3 separate regions of the Homo sapiens genome follow, and regions 1 and 2 are each linked to region 3. The links are chromatin contacts, found by Hi-C or POLR2A ChIA-PET in ENCODE. All regions are on one chromosome and are shown on one strand. The core of a region is the stretch at or near the end of the contact, and the rest is flanking DNA. Distances in the headings are between cores, read along the strand shown.

Region 1 (4,110 bases), core at 751-3,250, 44 kb before region 3:
TTCTGAAGGTCTCTAGGCTGTGGCCCTGCCTTGCTCTGCCAACCATCTGGCTCTGCACAGGCTGTCCAAACAGGACTCCGTTGCTAGGGCCCTGGCAGGGATGCCTGACCTGATAATCCCTGCCTCCCATGGGAACCCAGCCTCTCCCCGGCCATGTCCATCAAGGTCATCTAGTGTGGCCTGGCTACTAGCTGCTTCCGAGGTGCTGCCCATCTACCCTTTCCTTCCTTATACCCCCTCTCTGAGCTGCTTCTTTGGACCTTCTTTAATAATTAGTGGTTAATTGTCAGTGGTCTAGGGTCAGACTGCCTGAGTCCCAGCCCTGGCTCTGCTGTGTGGCCTTGGGAGTGTTACTTAACCTCTCTGAGCCTCATTTCCCCATCTTTAATATGGAAATCAGAACAGACTATTGTAAAGATTGGTATGAGGATTAAATGAGCTAAAACATTTAAAAGGCTCTAACAGTACATCTCAAACTGCATATATGTTTTTGTTAATATTATTATGTCTTACTCATTCATTTAAATTGATGACAGTGTAGCCAGTGCAGAGTGAGAGGAGAGGTGGTCAGGGCAGTTAAAGTACTAGCATCCCTAGTCCATCTTCTTTGAAAAACCAGAGCTGAGTGACAGGGACACTCCCTTGCTCTAGCTTACAGTCTTTCCTGGGTTGGGGCGGGGTGGGAGAAGTACCACTCCCCAGGCACCCTCATTCCGGGAGGCCCTACGCTGGTGTGTCTCACCTTCTGCTGAGACAGATACCCAACATCGCCCTGTTCAATACTTAAAGCTCAGCTACACTTTGACCACAAGGCACAGTTTTCTACTTGATGTATTTAAATGGATTTAGGGCCGGGCGCGGTGGCTCAAACCTGTAATCCCAGCACTTTGGAAGGCCGAGGCGAGCGGATCACCTGAGGTCAGGAGTTTGAGACGAGCCTGGCCAACATGGTGAAACCTCGTTTCTACTAAAAATACAAAAATTAGCCAGGCATGGTTGTGCGCTCCTGTAATCCCAGCTACTCAGGAGGCTGAGGCAAGAAAATCCCTTGAACCTGGGAGGCAGAGGTTGCAGTGAGCCGACATCGAGCACTGCACTCCAGCCTGGGTGACAGAGTGAAACTCCATCTCAAAAGAGATAACTGGATTTAGTTTTGTTTTTTTTCAGCCTTTATCATAGTTGTTCATGCACATAAAGAGTCACATAGATCTATGAAGTTCCTTACAAACAAAGCATCCTCACTGAGCAGAGGGACCACATTCTCTTTCACTGACAGATTCTTCTGGAATGGCTCTATCCCATGCTGCCCCTGCCCACAACTGTTATGCATCCCAGCCCCCACCCATAACACCTATGTCATACTGGTTAGATGGGGATGGAACACGACCTCGTAAAAGCATTGACATCCAGGGTTGAGCCATTTAGTAATCTATGATTGTTGTGTTTTTCCTTTGAACAACTTGTTTTCCTCCCTGAAGTTGCTGATGGTCTTTTTTATTATTCATTTAATTGTCATGCACTTAGAGCGAATTCAATGGCTTCTCAGTTTCTGATAATAACCACTAATGCCTTTTGAGCACTTCCTGGGTGCCAGGCACTATTCTAAGTCCTTTCATTGTAGTAACACATTTTAGTCCTTATAATACCCTCTGAGGTGTACACTATTATGATCTCACTTTATAGATGAATAAACTGAGGCACAGAGAGGTTAAGTGACTTGCTCGCAATCCCAGAGCAAGTATTTGGCAGAGCTGAGATTTGAACCCAGGCTCTTCCCACTGTAGGGATTGTGCCTGCCTGGCCTCACGTGGCCTCTGGGAGCACATCTTCATATCAGTCTCCTCTGGGCCCTTTCTCACCCTCTCACTATTTTCCGGGTTCAGTCTTTTCTCTGCGCCTAGGCTGTAAGCTAGCCCTGTGTCCTTCTCCTCTGCAGCCCTGGAAGCAGGACTGGATCCAGCAGGCCCTCTTGTGCTTGCCAGGACGTTCCTGCCCTGGACTGTCTACTTGTCCTCATGCTCTCCACCCCGGGGCCTTGTGGGTAGGAGGCAGGACAGGGAACAGTACTGGTTCAGGTACAGCTGGGCCTGCAGAGGCTCAGGAAAGCCAAATCAGTGCCGTAAGGCCTCATGACTGGGGAACTGGGGTTTGAACTCCCTCCTTCACCTGCAAGTCCAGGGATGTTCCTAATGCATTGAACTTCTTCCTACAGGCACAGGCATATACACACCATGCACATTACATACACAAATATACAAACATATATACACATTATTTACATATGCTAATTATGTGCATGCATTTTCACATGGACACATTATATACACATACATATAGACACAATTGCATTTCATATACACATAACGCAGGTACACATACATACTCACATAATATACACACATACCAGTTATACACAGATGTATTAAACCCACAAACATATATTAACACAGAAGCATATTATACAAACACCTTATTACAAACACAAACATGTGTATACTATATATTCACACAGAGACATACACATATTGTACAGATGAAAACACACACAAATATGTAAATATATACCTATATACACATAAATATACACATCCTATTTGCATAACATACACAAACACTGCTGCACAAAGCACATGCACATATTTTTCACATATGAAAGCATGCAAACACATTTGCACAAAACATACAAATGAATGCACAAATATACAAAAACCTACAGTGCAAACATATGCAAGCATATGTGCACATCCACAGATGCAAAAACTTGCACAAACACATCCACATTATGTGCACGAAGAAACATGCCCACATCTGCATGTGTGTGCACACAATCACGTATGCCTGCCTGGCCTGGTTTATATGGGGAGTGATGGAAGAAGGCCATTGGCCTCTCCAGGTTCTGTATGTGTCTGGTGACTTGGAGTGAGTGTGTTTCTTTACTGTTTCCTTGGAGTTGCATCATAAAGTGCCTTCCTTGAACAGGGCCGGTACAGGACCAGGTCAGCCTGTCCTCATTACATCAGCAGGGTGAGCCAAGGGAGGTTGCCTAAAAATTCAAGTAAGTAGTCCCCAGCCCATGGAGGCTTGAGAGACCCCCAAACCCCTCCCTTTCTCTGGAGTCCCACCTAGGGTTAACCACTGGCTACACTCCCAGGGAGGCCCCAAAAGCTGCCAGATTATGCCCTTTAAGAGATGAGAAAATGGCTTGACCAAAAAAGTTAATGTTTGTAAACACCAGTTTAAGGAGAGAAGGGATTTCAAAGCCTCCGCAGCCTGCTGCTCCACACCTCTGAGCATCTGGGAATCTCAGCCCGGGGCTGTGCACACAGTAGGAGCTACATCGGCAGCACTCTAGGGAATGGGGTCTGACAAGTGGTGGGGGGTACAGGGAGCCAGCCCCAGAATTCAGAGGTAATGCAGACCCTCTTCACGTTTGAGGACCCTGCCTGCATCACTTCCAGCCCAGAGGTTCTTAGCTTCGTCATCTGCTGGGGGTGAGGGACCACCAGTTTAGGGAGCCCCCTGCAGAGGCCCCCTGGATTGTCCCTTCTTTTCCCTCCTTGGCCTTCCTCCCAGCTTGGTCTCCCCACCACCCCCAACACTCCCCAGACACATTCCTCTCCTTCAGACTTTCGTTTCAAGGGCTTGGTGATTTCTTTGCAGGATTTGATTTGCCGCTCAGGCATTTCCTTGAGTGGCCCCTCGGTGTTTGCCCTCATCCAGATGGCATCCAGATGCAAACATCCCCCCTCCCCCAGCTCCGGCTCCTCAGCTAGGGGAATTGAATCTTGACCCCCACCTCACACCCACCTCCCTGCATCATCAGCTTTGTTTCTGGGATCTGAGGTCAGGGCATGGACTAACACCTCTGCCTGTGGCTCTCTCCAAAGCCCGACTTCTGGCCATCCTATGATCTGCCTCCCTCCTCCGCCTTTGTTCAATTCAGCAGGTAATTGCTTCACAGCCAAAGCAAATGTCAGGATGATAATGAGGGAGATATGATGCAGTTCTGGCCTAGGCAGGGAGGGGGAAGAGCAGGGTGTGTGCTTGTGTTGAGGGAGCAGGTGCTGAGGGCCCTGATCTCCAGCTGAGGTCCTAAGAGATGACCAAATC
Region 2 (3,622 bases), core at 184-2,683, 47 kb after region 3:
GAACACATCTGAACATCAGAAGGAACAAACTCTGGACACGCTGTCTTTAAGAACTGTAACACTCACCGCGAGGGTCCGCGGCTTCATTCTTGAAGTCAGTGAGACCAAGAACCCACCAATTCCGGACACAGGAGGATCGCTTGAGCCCAGGAATTCAAGACCAGCCTGGGCAACCCAGCAACACTCCATCTCTACAGAAGTTGTAAAATTAGCTGGGCGTGATGGGGCGCATCTGTAGTCCTAGCTACTTATCCTAGCCTTGGCGAGAGGATCACTTGAGCCCAGGAGGTTAAGGCTGCAGTGAGCCATGATTGCACCACTGCACTCCAGCCGGGGTAACAAAGTCAGACCGTGTCTCTAAAAATAAATAAATAAATAAAAATAAAATAAATTTGACAACCAAGTTTAAATGGTGTTCTCATTATTCCCATTTTACAGATGCAGTCACTGGGGCCCCCAAGAAGTTAAGTGATCTGCCTAAGATCACATGCCTTTGTTTATATGTGTTGGAATTTTTCAATTCTCTCTGGAAATCCACATCCTCCACCCCCAACCCAGACTCCAACACAACTGCTTCCACCACGGCCCACCTGCGTACCCCACACATATCCCTGAAGTGCAGACTTCCTCCCATCCTTCCCCAGGAAGATTCCCTGGTCTGTGGGGTAGCGAGTGTTGGGGTGGTCTCTCCTTCCCTCCCATGCTTCTAGATTCCTCTGTAGGGTCCCGGTTTTGTTTTTGGTGTGGCAGCAAGCTCACTGCCTTTTTGAGTACTGTATGTCAGTGAGTTTGCATGCACACACCTGGAGGAGGGATGTGTGGGCATGAGAGGTATCTGGGCAAGTGGGCTTACTTGCCCACCTGGGGCACATGTGGGTACAGTGCAGTGGAGCATACATTGCCTAGATTGTAACCGTGTGTGTGCCTAGACACAGGCAAATGAGCCCATGTGGGTGTTCATGAAGGGCCTGCCCCCTGCATGTTTGGGGGTCTGTAGAATGAGTCCCCATTTCTCTCCCCTTCCCAAATAACTGCCACCATCTTCAGTTCAGACTCCTGGGCCCCAGGTAAGGGGCTGGTGAAAACCGCCTGTGACTGGGGACAGAGACACCTGAGTCTTAAGCCCCACCCAGGCTGCTAGTGCCCTTGAGCAGGCATCACCCCACCCAGGCAGCGGGAGTGTCCTCACCCAATGGGATAGGGTGACATGGGGGAGGAGGTTTGAAGCGGGGAGAAGGCAGCGAGGCTTTCAGCTCCCTAGATGGGAGGCTCATTACCCTAGCACTCAGTAGGTTGTAGGGAAGGGGGACTGAGCCAGGACTTGGCACTGACTACAAAGGGTAGGGGCAGCCCCCAGCACTCCCGCCGCGGCAGGCCAGGGGAGGGGCTGTGACGTTTGGTGGCCTCATGCAGCTGAGAGGAAGTAGCTAATTGCCAACCTGATGACTGGCGGCTGAGGAGTGGGGTGATGATGCCACTGGCAGAAGCAGGCGCCCTGGCCCAAGGAGGAGGCCCTTCAGCAACGGAGTGGGCCTGCATTCTGCGGAGGGTGAGACTGAGGTGGCTGCAGTCAAAGGAGAAGGGGGCAGGGGTTTGTTGAGGCTGTGACCGTGGGAAAGCGCTTCTCCAGGGCTTCCCTCAGCTTCAAGGAGAAAGAGTTCAGAGGCCCTGAGGGGATGAAGGGACTTGTGAAGGGGCTTCAGGGGGATGGGTTGGGGGGAAGGAGGTTCCTATTCTTACTCCCCTTCTGCCTATGCTCCCCCAATGTTCCTGTCTCTCCCCTCCCCCACCTTGGCCCCCTCTTTGGCCCCTGTGGCCAAAGTTGTTGAGGAAGGAGGGAGTAGATGGAGGGCTCTTTTCACCAGAAGACCCCCAGGCACAAGCAGCCCACCTTACTGATGGTCAGAGCATCCAGAAGAAGTGGCAAGACTTCAGCTGTCCTCAAAGCAGGAAGACAGAGTGTTTCTGGCAGAAAGAACAGCACAAGCAAAGGTTAGGCAGTGGGGTCTGGAGAGGCTGGTGGAGGACTGGGGCTTGGCTTCAATGGTTATGAGAGGAGGTGGGCAGGATGTTCTGTACCAAGGGCCACACTGTCCCTTCCTGGAAGAAACAGTGGGTACCCAGCACCCAGAGCTTCTCCCACATGCTGGCCACCGCCTCTGGCCCCAGTAGACCTGGCCCTCAACTGCCTCAGCAAGCCTCACAGGTTGGGGACCCCACCCTCATTATTCTCAAGTGCATCAACCCCGAAGGACTGAAGCCCCGAGTCCCAATAAACAGGTCCCATCCATCCGTAGGCCAGTCCGCTGGGCCCCTAGCACCCCCTATGGGCAGGAAGCAACACTAATGGAGGAGGAGCCTCCAGCAGCCTGGGGTGGGGTGGGGGTGGGAGAGTGAGACGTGAGGGAGGAGAGAGACTTGCCCTCTAGGAAGCGGACAGACCATGCCTCAGGAAACCCCAGTGTCACAGGTCACAGACACTGACCTTGAAGCGTTACTCTCATGGGTGAAATTTAGCCCCTGTCCTCAGGAAGCTCCCAGTCTGACGGGGGACACATATAGTGCTCTCAGAGCTGCCTTCTTTAGGGTGAAACTCAGTATCTGGGCTTCAGGAAACTCCCAGTGTAAGGGGAGAGACACGACCCTGCCCTTAGGGATCTCTCAAATGAGGCATACCCACTGGACTTTCGGGAACCATCAATCTGTTTCCAGACATGGATTAGAGATTTCAATGCCTCAAGGGCTGCCAGGAAAAAAAATACAAGACGTCCAATTAAATTGAATATCAGATAAACAACGAATAATATTTTAGCATAAGTCTGTCCCATACAATATTTGGGACAGACTTACACTATTTAAAGTATCCAGTTTAACTGGAAGTCTTGTGTTTTTATTTGCCAGATCTGGTAACCCTAGGTGCCTCCAGTTTGAGGGAGGAGAGAGGACACCCCCTCCACCCCAGACATAGGAAAGCAGGTAAACACCTCAGCGTGCTCCGGAGGGCAGGGGTGGGGCAGGAGGAGAGTCCTGGGGCTCCGGCTCGCGGCAGTTTAAAATTCCTTCCAGGCCAGAGCCCTAATCCCTCGGTGCACAATGGCCGCCTTCTCCCCCGCCGCCCGCGCCCACGCCCTCCCCCGCGGGGCCGTGGCAGTGCCACCAAGGGCCTCTTTAAGCCCCTTTGAAGCCGCGGAGCCCCGCGCCGCAGGAGGCCCCGCCGCTATGCCAGCTATGCCAGCTATGTCCCTGCTGCCGCCGGCCGCCACCGCTCCCCCATTAATGCTGGCTAATCTGGCTAATAAATAAACTCCCCTCCCAGCCCCAGCCCCGCGCCGACTCCTCCCCGCCCCCGCAGAATCGATGTCAGGGCTCGACTAGAGCAAGCGCCCGCACTCCACCCCACTCCCTCGAGATGTAGCTGACGTTTTTTCTTATGGCTGCCCTAGGTCTGTAGCCCGTCGGGGATTCTCGGGGAGACGTGGGATTTGGGAGGTCTCCGCCTAGCCACTGCGTTTGCCTTCCTCTTTTCCAGTCCACCTGCGCACCAGGGGCAGGACACGTGGCTGGGTGCAGACGCTGGCCCGGATGTCGCGGAGGACTCGCGGGCCGGTAGAGCGCGCGGCGG
Region 3 (3,987 bases), core at 881-3,380:
GCTAAATGAGATCATGCGGATGGCGTGGTTAGGACAGTCTGACACAAGGGCAGTGTTTGTGAGTGTGAGTTGCCGCTACTGTGGTGGTGTCATTAGTAATATTCCTCTACTCTAGGCCACTCCCCACCCCTGCCTGAGGCAGCTCTTGTCTGATGCCAACTGAGATTAGGGTCATTTGGGTGAGGGCCATGAGGCCGGACTTTGTGTGTGGGGTGGGGGTATGGGGGAACTCCCCACAAAGAGGCGGCTCCTTCTGGTGGGGCTCAGGGAAGAAAGAGAAGGCCTCAGACAAGATGCTGGATTTCAGGAGGTGGGAATCCTGACTCCCAGCTCAGCCTCTGAAGGTGCTGGGTGTCTGAGATGAGTCTGTGTTGCAGGAGTGAGTGTCATGGGGCTTTGGCCACAGAGATGCCACCCAGAAGCCAGCAGAGGCACCCTGTAGGGGGCCTCCAAGTGGAAAAAGAGCAGGCTTAGGCAATGCATTGTCAGCCACACCACCTCAAAGGCCTTATCTCTCTGAGTTTACTGCCTTTGGCTTTTTAAATACTCCAGCCTGGTCCCTGGTGCTAAAAAGAATTAAAGGACAGCACCTGTGTCCATCATTCATTCATTCACTCCTTCCTTCTTTCAGTGCCTGTAAGATGTAGGATCAACAAGACACACGCCTGCCCTCAGGCTGTGGTGGACACTCCCTTGAACAGGCTCATACCTCTCCCCACAAGACCACTGTGAGATGGCATCAGAATCTGGCGAGAGACCCCCATGGGGCAGATCCAGGCACCAAGCTGCCGCTCTTAGTCAGGAAGGTACTTCCAGTGCCAATTTTGGGAGTTCTGGGCTCATCTTTATTAAACAGGTGGCATTTCCATACTGTCCCATTATCCATCAGGAAAATGGAAGTTTCCTGTTCCTTCTCTGTGTCCACATTTGTGGACATTGCCAAAGTTCTGACAATGGCCTACCACCAGCCCCTACAAAATCTAGTCCCTCCTACTTCTCTGATCTCACCTCCCACTACTCTCCCTCATTCATTCCACACTGGTCTCCTTGCTATTCCTCCAATAAACAGCTCTGTTTCCACCCCGGGGCCTTTGCATGTGCTGCTCCCCCTACAGGGCATGTTCTCCTCCAGTCATGCACATGGCTCCCAGTTTCAAGTCTTTACTCAAATGTTATCCTCTCAGGGTGGCCTTCCTTGACCTCCCCATTTAAAATTGCATCACACCCTACACCCTTCACTCCTGTCCCCTTTCCCTTTATCTTTCTCCAGTGCACCTACCACCCTCTAAAATTGTGTTTAATGTTTGTCACCCTGCACTTGAATGCCAGCTCCATGAAGTCAGGGACTTTTGTCAATTTTGCTCACTGCCGTTCTAGTGCCTAGAACAGGGTCTGGCACATAGAAAGTTTTCAGTAAATATGCTGAATAGGAAAGGGAGGCAATATTCAGAATCTACAAACCCCAAGGAGACTGCAGCATGGTCTCCATGGGGGTGGCAAGTGGCCAGTAAGTCTTGCTGGGGGGTGACCTGACCTACAGCCATGGGCACATGAGTGGAAGGGCTGCAAGGCAGGGTGCCGAGGGAAGAGCCAAGGGTCATGCCCCTTGTTCCCTTAGTGCCACCTCATTCTGGATGCAGCTTGATGTGTCTGTTAGGAAAGGGAAGTTACCTTAACTGGGCACCTACTATGTGCCTGGCAAATTTCATGCACTTCCCCTTTACAGCAGCCCATGAAGCAGCAGAGGAAGAAACCAAGACCCAGAGAGGTTACTTAACTTGCCTAGAGTCACAGAGCTAGTAAGGGAGGGAGGAGAACTCACACCTAGGTCTGATTCCTTGCATTACTGTCTACCCCGGGGATGGTGAGAAGGACTCCATAGGCTCAGTTGGAAGAATTAAGAACTTGTGATTCTGCAGAGCGGTCTCCATGGGGACAGCACGGGTTGATGGGGTGGGCTGAAGCAGCCTGGGCTCCCATATATGCTGTTAGGCACTTCAGTTCCAACCATGGGAAAAATCTAGGCCCTTTAGCTCCCATCATGGGGTGAATCCCCTACCCTGGGTGAGCGGTGGGAGTTTCTCAAGGCCATCTCAGGGGTCAGGGACAGCTTGACTCAGCTCCTGCTGGCTGGCAGCTCCCTCTGCTGGACCCAGCCCCAAGGACGAGCTCAGACACAGGGACGCCTCCGTCTGTCTGCACTTGGGCTCTGGCAGCCCCCCCACATTGCATGCGGGGCAGTCACATGCAGGGCACCTGCCAGGTCCTCAACGTGTCAAGGGACAGGATCTTCCAGAGGACCTAATCTGGGTGACCTGGGAACCTTACATGGGGAAGAGAATAGGAAGGAGCTTTGACCACCGCCACTACCACACTCAGCCCAGACACAACGGCTGCATCTGCAGACAGGGGCTGGGTCTCCTCATGGGGCAGGGAGCTCCCTATAAGCAGGGGCTGACTCTCCCATCAGACTGGAAACTCCCTGAGGGCAAGGGTTCTGTCTTTCTCCTTCAGACTGGGAGCTCCTGGTTTGTCCCTCTGCTCACCTGTGATAGAAGCCCAGCTTAGCCCCCCAGGCTGGGCCAGCCCCCAAGGCATCCTGGGGCACTTTCTCAGCAGCCTGGCCACTCCCAGCCCCCAGACACCTGTCCCCGCCACTCTCCCCACTCCCTAGGCTCCTCCACCCTGCTGTCAGAGCAGAGCTGACACTGGGTAGTGCTGGTAAGTGCCACCCTGACCTCAGCAGCCCTGGAGGCAGTGCAGTGAGTGGCCTAAAGAGCTGTGCCAGGGATGGGACGTGACTGCCCCCCTGAACTCAGCTGCAGGCTTGGCCATGAGGAAAGCGATACCTCAGGGAGGCGGAGTGACCAGTGACATCAGCGTACGTGACTGTCAGCCCAGCTCTCCCCTCTGCCCTCCACCCTCCCCCACCCCACAGTGCCTGCCGAGCACACTGACCTTCAGCTCACGGGCACAGGCCTCTCTATGTGCCCGCTCCAAGGAGAGGGGCAGTGCCCAAGGGGATGGGGCTGCTCTCTGACTCCTTGTCTTCTAAGTGAGTGCTCAGGGGGTGGAGGAGAACACAGGCCCCAGCCCTCTGCAGCCTGGGCTTCTGGATCAGGAGCCAGCTTCTTACTGGGTGACCCTCCCCGGCAGCCCTGCCCTGAGGAAACTGATCATTCTCTTGGCTCTGCGAGACCTTCCTTCTGAGTGTCTGGCAGGCTTCTAGTGACTTGAAGCCAGTGTAGAGGGCAACTGGCTTCCCACCCCGAGCCTGCTGATGGAACTGCCAGGCCTGCATCCCTAGGGGCAGAGTCCCTGCCCAGATGAGCAGTGCTGGCTGTCCCAGGGAAGCAAGTTCAACTACCTTGGATGACCACCATTTGTCCCCGAGATGGCTTCTGCAAAAGCCTGTCTAAGTGCCCCCCTAGACCCCACCCAAGGAGTGCCAGGTCCAGAGCTCAGCATTCTATTATAGCTTCCAGCCTGGGGAAGACCAGTCAGAGACACCAAAAACTAGACCACAGTTGCCAAATTTGTTCCCTTGTGCACTTTTGTCAGTGAATATATCATTGTGCATCTCAGTATAGGTATATTTCTTTATTTAAAAATTATGTATGTTAAGGCCAACATTGCAGGTAGGCTGAAGTGTAATACTAGTTGTGGCAAGAAAAATCATCAAAACAGCAAGACATCTAACAGGGACATCCAGGAGCACGAAAGCCATAGTGAGCCTTGATGAGCTCCCACCTACCCCTGACGATGTGGAAGGTTGTATGCACACTGGGGGAGACTGAAAGAGCTTGGCTATCTACTCATCCCTGGCTGAGCATACAGAGAGTTAAATTCAGGGGAGACCTGTGAACCCCCTGAAGTTTGAATATGTTCCCCAACCCACATACAGATCCATTGGCAGAGGGTAGAAACCTTATGAGATCAAGGTATTTAAGCATAATCTACCTCTGACCAATCACTGGCTGAACACTA

Evidence for each region. Hi-C counts contacts between places; a loop is a spot of excess contacts on that map. ChIA-PET counts read pairs that join two places held with the same protein, here RNA polymerase II (POLR2A). Pooled maps may share reads with other maps.
Region 1: a map of Caco-2 shows a loop between it and region 3 (10-fold over the local background). The contact joins two enhancer-like sites. A Hi-C loop is called at or near these places in 9 of 168 maps with a recorded cell type or tissue (Caco-2, G401, HepG2 and 6 more) and 1 of 50 pooled maps. POLR2A ChIA-PET finds 5 or more read pairs at or near these places in 9 of 52 experiments (BJ, CD4-positive, alpha-beta T cell, H1 and 5 more).
Region 2: a loop to region 3 is called in a map of heart left ventricle, with 6 times the contacts of the local background. The contact joins the promoter of LINC03040 here to the enhancer-like site in region 3. A Hi-C loop is called at or near these places in 16 of 168 maps with a recorded cell type or tissue (Calu3, GM12878, K562 and 8 more), 1 of 37 single-sample maps with no recorded cell type and 16 of 50 pooled maps. POLR2A ChIA-PET finds 5 or more read pairs at or near these places in 14 of 52 experiments (AG04449, AG04450, BJ and 10 more).

What each region holds. Positions count from the first base shown.
Region 1 is chr6:43,907,936-43,912,045 of GRCh38, forward strand. The region is part of intron 1 of LINC01512 (long intergenic non-protein coding RNA 1512); the gene reads left to right. Among named protein-coding and RNA genes, the nearest start is that of LINC01512, 19 kb to the left of the region's middle. RefSeq lists enhancers at 3,022-3,586, 3,587-4,110. Within about 2 kb of position 2,001, at least 3 of the 41 ENCODE cell types and tissues checked have a DNase peak (open chromatin) inside an H3K27ac peak, as active enhancers do.
Region 2 is chr6:43,999,152-44,002,773 of GRCh38, forward strand. LINC03040 (long intergenic non-protein coding RNA 3040) reads left to right here and starts at 1,434. Exons shown (of 3, transcript NR_160956.1): 1 at 1,434-1,549; 2 at 2,902-2,976; 3 at 3,530-3,622. SCIRT (stem cell inhibitory RNA transcript) reads right to left here. Exons shown (of 5, transcript NR_125864.1): 2 at 1,892-1,965; 3 at 1,440-1,564; 4 at 67-357. LOC124901321 (a long non-coding RNA gene) reads left to right here. Exons shown (of 2, transcript XR_007059591.1): 2 at 1-403. RefSeq lists an enhancer at 1,541-1,690 and a silencer at 3,613-3,622.
Region 3 is chr6:43,951,786-43,955,772 of GRCh38, forward strand. No RefSeq gene overlaps it. Among named protein-coding and RNA genes, the nearest start is that of LINC03040, 47 kb to the right of the region's middle. Within about 2 kb of position 2,131, at least 7 of the 41 ENCODE cell types and tissues checked have a DNase peak (open chromatin) inside an H3K27ac peak, as active enhancers do; they include gastrocnemius medialis, heart left ventricle and heart right ventricle, where a contact is called at or near this core.